Linked DNA regions of Homo sapiens: region 2 is linked to region 1. Evidence: read pairs that join two places in POLR2A ChIA-PET (ENCODE). Cell type or tissue: MCF 10A. All regions are shown on one strand. Each heading gives the region's core, and the rest is flanking DNA. Links, peaks and the distances in the headings are about the cores only. Region 1 overlaps TBCE (tubulin folding cofactor E). Region 2 overlaps GNG4 (G protein subunit gamma 4).

What was found. Peaks named below come from ENCODE experiments on the same cell type or tissue, not always from the same donor. Only the 100,000 strongest peaks of a DNase experiment are listed, where the experiment ranks them.
Region 2: POLR2A ChIA-PET joins it to region 1 with 5 read pairs; 1 of 35 experiments calls an interaction of 5 or more read pairs at or near these places.

The regions. Positions count from the first base shown.
Region 1 is chr1:235,440,069-235,445,446 of GRCh38, forward strand. It overlaps TBCE (tubulin folding cofactor E), which reads left to right. Exons shown (of 17, transcript NM_003193.5): 14 at 1,746-1,814; 15 at 2,784-2,843. It also overlaps a transcript of B3GALNT2 not described here. Among named protein-coding and RNA genes, the nearest start is that of B3GALNT2, 62 kb to the right of the region's middle. RefSeq lists an enhancer at 2,163-3,362. In MCF 10A, for the core only: no CTCF peak of the experiment used is centred there; a DNase peak (open chromatin) is centred at 2,893.
Region 2 is chr1:235,587,249-235,592,626 of GRCh38, forward strand. The region is part of intron 2 of GNG4 (G protein subunit gamma 4); the gene reads right to left. Among named protein-coding and RNA genes, the nearest start is that of GNG4, 60 kb to the right of the region's middle. In MCF 10A, for the core only: no CTCF peak of the experiment used is centred there; DNase peaks (open chromatin) are centred at 1,903 and 2,163.

The DNA.
Region 1 (5,378 bases), core at 161-5,160:
CACGCCATTCTCCTGCCTCAGCCTCCCGAGTGGCTGGGACTACAGGCGCCCACCACCACACCCGGCTAATTTTTTGTATTTTTAGTAGGGACGGGGTTTCACCGTGTTAGCCAGGATGGTCTCGATCTCCTGACCTTGTGATCCACCCACCTTGGCCTCCCAGAGTGCTGGGATTACAGGCGTGAGCCACCGCGCCCAGCCAGGGAAAGCACTTCTTAAATGTAGGTTCTTCTCTTGCATATGTCCACCAGGTTTCAGGTGGCGCACCATGCTCCACTGTAGGAAGGGTAGGAAGCACTCCAGTTTATGTCTGAGGCATCCGTATATATATATATTTTTTTGAGATGGTGTTTCGCTCTTGTTGCCCAGACTGGAGTCCAATGGCGCGATCTCGGCTCACTGCAACCTCTACCTCCTGGGTTCAAGTGATTCTCCTGCTTCAGCCTCCTGAGAAGCTGGGATTACAGGCGTCTGCCACCATGCCCGGCTAATTTTTTGTATTTTTAGTAGAGATGGGGTTTCACCAGGTTGGCCAGGCTGGTCTCAAACTCCTGAACTCAGGTGATTCGCCCGCCTCAGCCTCCCAAAGTGCTGGGATTACAGGCGAGAGCCACCGCGCCCAGCCGGCATCTGTATTTTTTTAAAGCCCCCCAGGTAATTCTAGTGAATAGGAAAGTTCGTATGAGTGTAGTTCTGCAGTAAGCTCTCGTCCCGAGGGCTCGCTACCAAGGCTGGCACTTGGCATGCACGGTGGTTCCTTAAATCCTCCAGCCTGGTTCTTCAGGCTTTGAAGCTAAGAATTCATGAGTCTTTGTCCCTGATGTACTTTCCATTTTGTTTTGATGACATTATTACTCCACATTTCGCTTTTATGTTATTTCCTTTTTTATATTTCTTAATGCAAGAAGCTCGCTGCATAAACGCTTCAGGCTTGAACAGTATGTTTAAGGAAGAAAAGCAGCCTAGAGGAATCACTTTCAAATGACTCCATTAGCCAGCCCAATCTCCTGGCCACGCTCGGTGAATTCTAAATCACTCGGGGGTGGGCAAGGGAAGATGTGAAGCAGCCGGGCAGGTATTGTTGAGTATTTCACTGCTAAGAATGTTAGAAGACAAAAGCACAGATAGATGGGGGGATTTAGAGAAATGTTGTCACTGTTTGGCCTAGAGCAGGAAAAAAGTACTGCTTTCCTCCTCTCCTGTGGAGGCTGTGGTCCAGGCCTAGGAACTGGTTTGCAGTATGGTACTGAGCACCCAGCCTGGCACTGCACGGTCTGGTGGAAACGTGAGAAGTGTCCTGTGGATCGTGTCTCAGGTGGCACCAGGTTTCTGTCAGCGCAGAAAGAGAACTGTTACCAAAGGTGACACTCGGGGAAAACATTTGAAGTATTTGAAGGCAGTCTTCTCTTGCTAGTTTTGAGTCAGGACACCTAAGGAACAATGATGTAATACACATGTAAACATGTTGCTTTTCATTTGTTGTCTTTTGTTGAGTTTCACTGGTCATTAACAATGAGCTAGATAAGCTACAGAGTCTGCAGCTCTGGGTAGATAGAAGATTCTGCCCTTGGAAGTGGTCGTTGTCCATCACTCCTAAAAATCACACTGAATAAAGGCAGCTCCATGTGTCCTGGGAAAGGCACAGGCTCTCTGGACGCTTACCTATCCTTTGTTTGTTTGTTTGTTTTGTTTTTACTTATAGTGGCCTTTGGTTTATCATTCATCTCTTTTGCTTTCTTAAACAGAATATGGTGCACCTGAAGATTGGGAACTCAAAACACAGCAACCACTTATGCTGAAAAACCAGCTACTAAGTAAGAATCTCAGATTCAAATAGTTTATTTGTATTTGAGTGCTTAGGTGCTGAAACAGTTAGTGTGTTTCTCTTAAGTGTGTACCTCTTAAGTACCTAAGTAAATGCCTTGAGTTTTAAATGAAAATTTTTTTTTTTTTTTTTGAGACAGAGTCTCCCTCTGTCTCCCAGGCTGGAGTGCAGTGGTGTGATCTCAGCTCATTGCAACCTCCGCCTCCCAGGTTCTAAGCGATTCTCCTGCCTCAGCCTCTGGAGTAGCTGGGACTACAGGCATACACAACCATGCCCGGCTAATTTTTTTTAATCGAGACGGAGTTTTGCTCTTGTTGCCCAGACTGGAGTGCAGTGGCACGATCTTGGCTCACCGCAACCTCCGCCTCCCGGGTTCAAGCGATTTTCGTGCCTTAGCCTCCCGAGTAGCTGGGATTACAGGCATGCGCCACCACACCCAGTTAATTTTGTATTTTTAGTAGAGATGGGGTTTCACCATGTTGGCCAGGCTGGTCTCAAACTCCTGACCTCAGGAGATCCACCCGCCTCGGCCTCCCAAAGTGCTAGGATTAGCGGCATGAGCTACCGCGCCCTGTCAAAGAAATGAATTCTTTAAAACATGTTTAAATTCTTATACATTTTTGTAACTCCTATGTTTTAAACTCATTTAATAGTGTTATAAATGTGGGAGGTATTGGAGTTGTGAACCAAATTGTGATTTGTGAATTTATGACTTGAAAACCTAGCCAAGCTGTAAGGAAAGAAGTACTAAGTGGGGAAAAGGGAAAGTATTGTCCAGCTATTTCTGTTGTTGTTAGCAATCCATGGAAGGATTAATAGAAAGAATTTTAAACATTGATTAGACCTGCCAATTTGCACTGAATACCTCTATCATTTGGCCATCTGTTGATGTGTGTGGATAATTTAAATCCATATAATAGTAGATATCAATTAGTCTTTTTCTTTGTTTCTCTTAAAGCACTGAAGATAAAATACCCTCATCAACTTGATCAGAAAGTCCTGGAGAAACAACTGCCGGGTAAGAAGAACCAGCCTGTCTTTTCCTTAAACTCTGAATCATCGGCCTAGGTATGAGTCAGCTAAAATTAAAACCTTTAACTCATGTCTCAAAGTGTGGACCTCAGAACTTACAGGTTTTCATTAGTCTTTTATATTCTAAAATACAATCAATCATGCTAATATCACTCCCCCATGCCCCCAAAAGTTCAGGTCTCCCCTAACTTTATCAGCTGAAAGCAGTTCTGTTAAAATTGGAAGCCCCTGCATATAATTACACACACACACACACACACATATATATATACACACACACACACAATTTTTTTTGAGACAGGGCCTCACTCTGTCACCCAGGTTGGAATGCAGTGGCACCAACTCAGCTCACGGCAGCCTCTGCTTCCTGGGCCCAAGCAATTCTCCAGCCTCAGCCTCCACGTAGCTGGGACTACACGTGCGAGCCACCAACGCCCAGCTAATTTTTGTATTTTTTGTAGAGATGGGTTTTCGCCATGTTGCCCAGGCTGGTCTCGAATTCCTGAGCTCAAAGCCATCCTCCTGCCTCAGCCTCCCAGTGTTGGAATTAATTACAGGCATGAGCCACTGCAGTTGGCCTAAGTTGTATTTTTAACCAAAAAACCTGAGACCTTGAATGGCATAGCCTTTTGGAAGCATTCCCCAAGCCTGCTGCTGTTTCCAGGGAGACTGTGACACTGGGTTTGGGGTCTGCTTCTCATCCCTTCATAAGAGAGGAGCTGTGTCCTGGTGAACCAAATTCTTACGGGAGGTTTGTGACTTTGCTTACATTCTACTTCTCCTGACTGATTAGGAGTCCCTGCAAAAACAATTCGCAGATGCTCTTTTAATGGACACCCTGAAATGGTTTTCTTTGAGAAAGCTACCTTAGAACTTAAAAAAATTGTGGTACTGGAACTGAATTACTTTTATTTGGAAAATAAATATGCTTGTGTCAATAAAGTAGATCAACATAACTTACCTTAAACTTTCACTCAAAAGAAAAATGAAATTATAGTCTATTTTTGAGTATGCCATGATACTGTGAATTCTCAAGATTAAACTTGATTCATAGCTAAATGCTAAAATATAAATAATTTAGAGCAGTGAGGATTTAAATAAATGAAATACACATCAGCTTAATGACTCTAGTACACTGGGTTTCTTTGCCCATCAGTGCAGTAAATTCACATTGATTTTTAAATTAGTTTCTATCAGATAAAGCAAGCTTATCATGGTATTGCTTATAGAAGGCCTTAGTTGTGTTCAAAGAAGTACCTTTCTGATTGATAACCATCCATTTAATTTACCACAACGTCTCCATTTTTATTTATTCACAATCCAGTTTCTACTCCTGTAATATGTAATTTGGCTACTGCTATATAATGGGTTAGAATTAGTGATTTCCCCCTTCATTATTCTGTTTTCAAACTTAGACAGACAGTAAAGGCCCTGGTGGAGACAGACTAGTCAAAGAGGGCCAGGACTGTTTTATTTTTGATATATTTTTTTCAGATGGGGTCTGGCTGTCACTCACGCTGGAGTGCAGTGGTGCCATCTCAGCTCACTGCAGGCTCCATCACCTTGATCCCGGGCTCAAGTGATCCTCCTACCTCAGCCTCCTGAGTAGCTGGGACTATAGGCACGAACCACCACACCCCGCTAATTTTTTTGATTTTTAGTAGAGATGAAGCCTCGCTATGTTGCTAAGGCTGGCCTCAAACTCCTGAGCTCAAGCAGTTCTCCTGTCATCACCTCCCAAAGTGCTGGGGTTATAGGTGTGAGCCACCATGCCTGGCAGGCCAGGACTTTCTGTGAATGTTTTTGGCCTTCGATGTCTTTGCGTGTTTCCTTTTGCCTTTGCAGATACATCAAATCAATTCATGGGAATGTTACCACTATAGAGTATTTGCTCAAGAATATTGTCATTAGACCTGTTTCGTTAAGCTTTCCTTTTCAGTCTTTCTCTGGAAGGCACTGAGGTAGACCTGCCAAGGCCTGCCGTCTGGGCATATGCCTGAATGCAGCCCTTGGCTGGGGGTGACAGTGCCGCCTTACCCTTCTCTACTTCCACACTGTACACCTGACTGGTATCCCAGGTCTTCTGAGATTCAGTTAGCCATTTTGGGAACACCCACTGCATTCATGCTGTTTTTATTAATCTTTGGGTAGCTAGCAGAGATTCGACTATCCATAGAAATTATATGTAAGAATTACTACTTTAAACTATTCAGAATCTGAGTCCTATATTCTATAAATTCAGCAGTAAGCCAGCAGATTACAAGGGTTCCTTTTTTTCCCCTTTTTTATTTGCTTTTCTGTTTCTCAAATGTGCACTCACTCACTCACTCATACAAAGGTTCTTAATACTAATTCTTATGCCACATGCTGTGAATATTTAACCACTAACATAGGTAAATGTCTTCTAAACAGAAAAGTAATAGCCAGGCATGGTGGCTCACACCTGTAATCCTAGCACTTTGGGAGGCCAAGGTGGGCAAATTGCTTGAGCCCAGGAGTTCGAGACCAGCCTGAGCAACAT
Region 2 (5,378 bases), core at 108-5,107, 150 kb after region 1:
GTGTGATGACAGTGTATGTGAGTGTGTGTGAAGGTGTGGGTTGGGGTGTGTGTGAGGGTGAGGGGTGTGTGTGTGTGAGAGTGTGAGAGCATGTATGAGGGTCAGGGGTGGGGTGTGTGTGAGTGTGTGTGTGAGCACGTGTGTGAGCATGTATGAGGGTGAGGGGTGGGGGTGTGTGTGTGAGGGTGGGTGAGCGTGTGTGAGGGTACAGGGTGGGGGGTGAGTGTGAGAGTGTGGATGGGGGGTGGGGGTGTGTGAATGTGAGGTGGGTGTGTTGTGGGTGTGTGTCAGGGTGTGGGTTGGGGTTGTGAATGTGGGAGGGTGTGGGGTGGCGGTGAGTGTGAGTGTGGGAGGGCATGGGGTGGGGTGTGTGAATGTGGGGTGGAGTGTGAGTGTGGGAGGGTGTTGGGTGTGTGTGTGACTGTGGGGTATGTGTGCGAGTGTTGGGTGTCTGTGTGTGAGGGTGTGTGTGGGTGTGGGTCAGGGTTCAGGGTGGGGGTGAGGGTGAGTGTGGGAGAGTGTGGGGTGGGGGTGTGTGTGTGTGTGAAGGTGAGAGTGTGAATACAGGCACGTCTCAGAGCATGCGGGGTGAACGTGTGTGTAAGTGTATGGAGTGTGTGAGAGGGTGTGGGGGGTGTGTTTGTGTCTGGAGTGTGAGTGTGTGGGTATAAGTGTGAGTCCTTGAGGATGTGTGCACATGTGCACAGGTGGGTCATGTGGCGGGGAGGGAACAGCTAACGTTACCGGGGAAAGCAGCAGAGCCGACTCTCAGTCCCGTCAGGCCCCTGCAGCTGCGCCCACCTCTCTCCCTCCCAGGCGCTGTTCAGACGGCCCTGATCCCTCAGCCCTTCCTCATTCTTCCGCTGTTCAAAAGAAGGGCTCGTTTTCCACATGCCCTACCCTCTCCGCAGAGGAGAGTTCTGGCTGGAGGCTTCCTGTGGGAAGGTCCCACCAGCGCACTGTGCTTTCCTTGTTGTGCGCTGGAGATAAAATAAGCGGGTGGGTGACCCTCTGGGGGTTCCATCCCTCCATGGCCTCCCTCTCAGGCCCTCCATGTGCGTCCACTCTCCAGCCCATGTCTGCCACCCACAGCCGAGGCCCCTGGACCTGGCCCCCAGCGGGGGCTGTGCTCTCCGACCCCAGCTTCTCCCTCAGCCCCTTCTCTGCTGCTTCCTCCTCCCCTGGCTCCATACTTAGCCTCAACAGCATGACCCAACTACCACCACTGTCTCCCAAGAGCCGTCTGCTTCTCTGGCCCTTTCCTCTGTCCCTAAAACCTGCTTCGGTATGGACCCAACTCCTCCCCTCTCCACACTCACGAAGGGGCTGCTCAGCGCTGCTGGAGAGACCCCCCCCACTAAACTCTGCCCATCAGACATCCACAATCCAGCCTCTGCGAGGCCCTCAGAGCTACCTGGCAATAGGACTCCTTGCCCCAAATCATCTCCCCCTCCCTTCATCCTCTTCTTCCAGTCTTCATCACTTCCTCATCACCTCTGACCTTTCCTCCTCAGCAGAGGACCTCAGCCCCTCTGTCTACACAGAATGGCCATTAGCAGAGAACCCTCCTTAATGTTCCCCACCCCACCTACTCCACTCCACACCCACATCCATCCTTGCCTCCACTCAGGGCAGCAGCTCTTCCTCCACAGCAGAGCCTGTAGGACACCACCCACAGCTGCTCCCGACTTGCTGCCCTGCCGGCAGGGCCCTCCTTCCTCCCCAGGGGCTGACAATGGCAGACTCACTTTCTTGCCTCCCTTGCTGTAAGGCCAGAGCACGCGTGTCAGGAACATGGCTGTGCTTTGGTCAAGGATAGGCTGAGGTAAACATCCAGAGTGACTCAGCAAGTTTAGAGCGCAGGCGTATAACTCCACTTGTCATCACAGCCATATAGCCATAACATCGGAAGGCTCATCATTTGGCTCTAAGCCACTGTTGTTTGTAAAAGCTATTATTGCCCTGCTGACACTGTACAGGCATGCTGGCGCCCAGAGAAAGAGCCAAAGCTGTCCATTTTGCAGGTAGACAGGGGGAGCCAGGGCACAGCACAGTTCAGCTCGTGCCCAGAGAGAGAAAGAGTTAAGCTGCTGACCCCGAAGGCAGGGGAGAGTCGGCCATGCAGCTATGTGTGGGAGCTGGCTGCTGAGAGGAGCCACAAAGCCAGAGCAGACAGCTGAGTCAAGGCGGACAGTGTGAGAGAGCTGGTATGAGTCAGCTGCTGAGAGACCTGTTGAGTAAAACTACATTTCACCTGCTTATGGCCCCACGAGTGTTCCTTCAGCTACCTGCCCATCCGCCCACTCCCCTCGAACCTCAGCATGGGCTGGAACCTGACCCCAAGCAGGGCATTTGGTATAGTTGTGAACCTGACAACGTGACCTTGTCCTCCTCAATGGGACATCAGGGGAAATCTGCAGGGACTCATAGGGAGGGTTTTCCTCCCCGACGGAGGGACAAGGGGAGAAAGCTCTGTCTTTGGCCACCTTGAGTTGTGTTTGCAGCTGCCAGAGCCATAAAACCACTGGGGAATCAACCAAGGACACGGTCACTAGTCTAGTGGAGAAAATGACCTGGATCCTTGAGCTGGGTGGGTCCTTGGAAGTCTATTCCTGATCCTTGAAATGAGATAATGTACTCCTCATGGTTCAGGCCATATTTGTTGGGTCATCTGTCACTTGCAGCTGAAGGCATCTTCTCAGCCAAGGCTAACACTTCACAGGTCAGTAGACCGCTCCCCTCCCCAAGGGATCTGCCCTACACTCACCCCTCCATCCTGTAATGTCCACGTCTCTGGCGCTTTTCCTCCTCAGAATATGCAAATATATTTATGCAATCTGCACCTGACCATCTTAAAACAAGCAACAACATCAACAGTCTTCCCTCCCTGCAATCTTCTGCATTCTTGCTTAAGAAGGTGGAGAGGCTGGGTGTGGTGGCTCATGCCTGTAATTCCAGCACTTTGGGAGGCCGAGGTGGGTGGATCACCTGAGGTTAGGAGTTTGAGACCAGCCTGACCAATATGGTGAAATCCCCTCTTTACTAAAAATACAAAAATTAGCCAGGCATGGTGGTGGGTGCCTGTAGTCCCAGCTACTTGGGAGGCTGAGACAGGAGAATTGCTTGAACCTGGAAGGCAGAGATTGCAGTGAGCCGAGATTGCGCCACTGCACTCCAGCCTGGGTGACAGAGTGAGACTGTCTGGAAAAAAAAAGAAGGTGGAGAGGTAACCACAGATTCCCCTGAGAGGCCCCTCAGTAACTAAAGGAAGAGATTCTAATGTAAGGATGAAAAGCCGTCTTTCGGGAGCACTGGGTAAACAGGCCTGCTCCACGGTCTCTGCTCTGCTGCCCTCGGCTCACCCTGATTCTGTGTCTAGGACAGTCACCCTTGTTGCCCAGAGTGATCCTTAAGCGATTTCATGTGTGCGTGTTTGTGTTTTCTCTCTCCAAGGGGCTGCTCTGGCTTCTCCCAGCACTGTGGCCCTGCACACCTGGACGTCCGTATTTTACAATCTCCCAGGCTGATTCTGGCCCGTACCAAAGGAGAGCACCACTGCTGGCTGTGAGCCACTTCTACTTCGTGATTCCTTAGTGTCCAAATTACCTTGCATGGGACGCATAGGATGTCTCATGTACCTTAGGGGCTGTCTCAACTAGTCCTTTTTGAATTTTAACGTGCATATGAATCACCTGAGGATTTTAAAATGCAGATTTTGATCGAGTGGCTCTGGGGTAGGGGCCGAGATCCTGCGCTTCTAACGAGCTTCGTGAGGCTGCTGGTCCACGGACCACACTTTGAGTAGCAAGGCTCTGAATCACTGACTGTTGGTATTGCAGGGGAACATGGAGGTCCGGTTCCAATCCTCTTATTTTTCAGATAAGGAAATATATTCAAGGAGGTTAGGTAACATAATTTCCCAGCGCTCCTCAGCAGGAGTGGAAGGAAGCACTGCTCCGCCACTGCTCCTGGCTCATTACCCACCTTGGCCTAGTGGCGCTTAGGATTTCATCCCCCACACTTGGTCTGTCCTGCTCTCCTGGAACAGACTCATCCCCTGGGTGATCCTAACCTTGCTTAACCTGGGAGTGAGGTGTCAGGAGGGAGCCCCTTCCCTGAGGTGGGCAAAAAAAGCAGGAAATCCCTGGTGGGGGAGAAGGTAATGGCTTTTGCCAATGGTGCTGAAGACAACCACATGCTTTGAAGATAGAGCCCTATAAGAAGGTTTCGGAGGTCCTGCTTCCCCTACCTGGCCAGGTACCCTTTAGGCTCCACCTGAATAACGCCCCTGCCTTTCTGAGACTGTCTGGATGCTATATGTACTTCCATGGGGACTCAGGTATGCCTCCCTGCACAGACATTCATGCGTCTGCACATCCCACCTGGACCCAAGAAGAAAAATGGAAGTAGGAACAGAGAGGAGCTGCAACAAATCTCCACACGCACACTGGCTACCGGCAACACTGACTGGGCTCTCGGCTTTCCAGAAGATGAGGCAAGGGGGAAAAGGGACCATTTGCTTAGGGGTGGCACCTGGGGCCACGTGCTCACACAGCTCTTTCTTCCCAGGTATACAGGAATGTGCTCATGCACATAGGTCGCACCGGGGGTTTCTTGAGATGCAGCAGAGAACCCGTTGTACGGGTCTGTGGGACCCCCAGCAGGGAAATAAAGGAAAATCTTGAGTTCCTTCAAGGGAAATTCCAAGCTAGCACCAAGTTAGCCCTGAGAAGTAAATAAGTGACTTGATAAGCAAGAAGGTAATAGTAGCTTAAAACAATAGCCAAGGAAGCTAGAATTACGAGATGTTTGGTTTCCCTATAGAAACTAAAGATAACATCTTAACATATGTCTCTGAGTTGTTTTTCAGAAACCCGGCCCCCTACGGAATGAATCAGCTGGCACAGAGACCTCAGATGAGGGGGAACTGAGGACTCAACTCTGACTGCTGCTTTTGGTTCTAAATTTCTTCCTGGGCCGGGTACAGTGACTCACACTTGTAATCCCAGCACTTTGGGAGGCCGAGGCAGGTGGATCACTTGAGATCAGGAGTTCGAGGCCAGCCTGGCCAACATGGTGAAACCCCGTCTTTACTAAAAATACAAAAAAGATTAGCCAGGCATGGTGGCACGTGCCTGTAATCCCAGCTACTCAGGAAGCTGAGGCAGGAGAATTGCTTGAACCTGTGAGGCACAGGTTGCAGTGAGCCAAGATCACACCACTGCACTCCAGCCTGGGTGACAGAATGAGACTCTTATCTCTAAATAAATAAATAAATTTCTTCCTGAGGGTCCTGGAGGGAGTCCTGCCCACAAGCCAGAGCTAACATTTTTTTTGCCGACCCCAACATTTTAAACAAAGCTTCTTTTCCTTAAGTG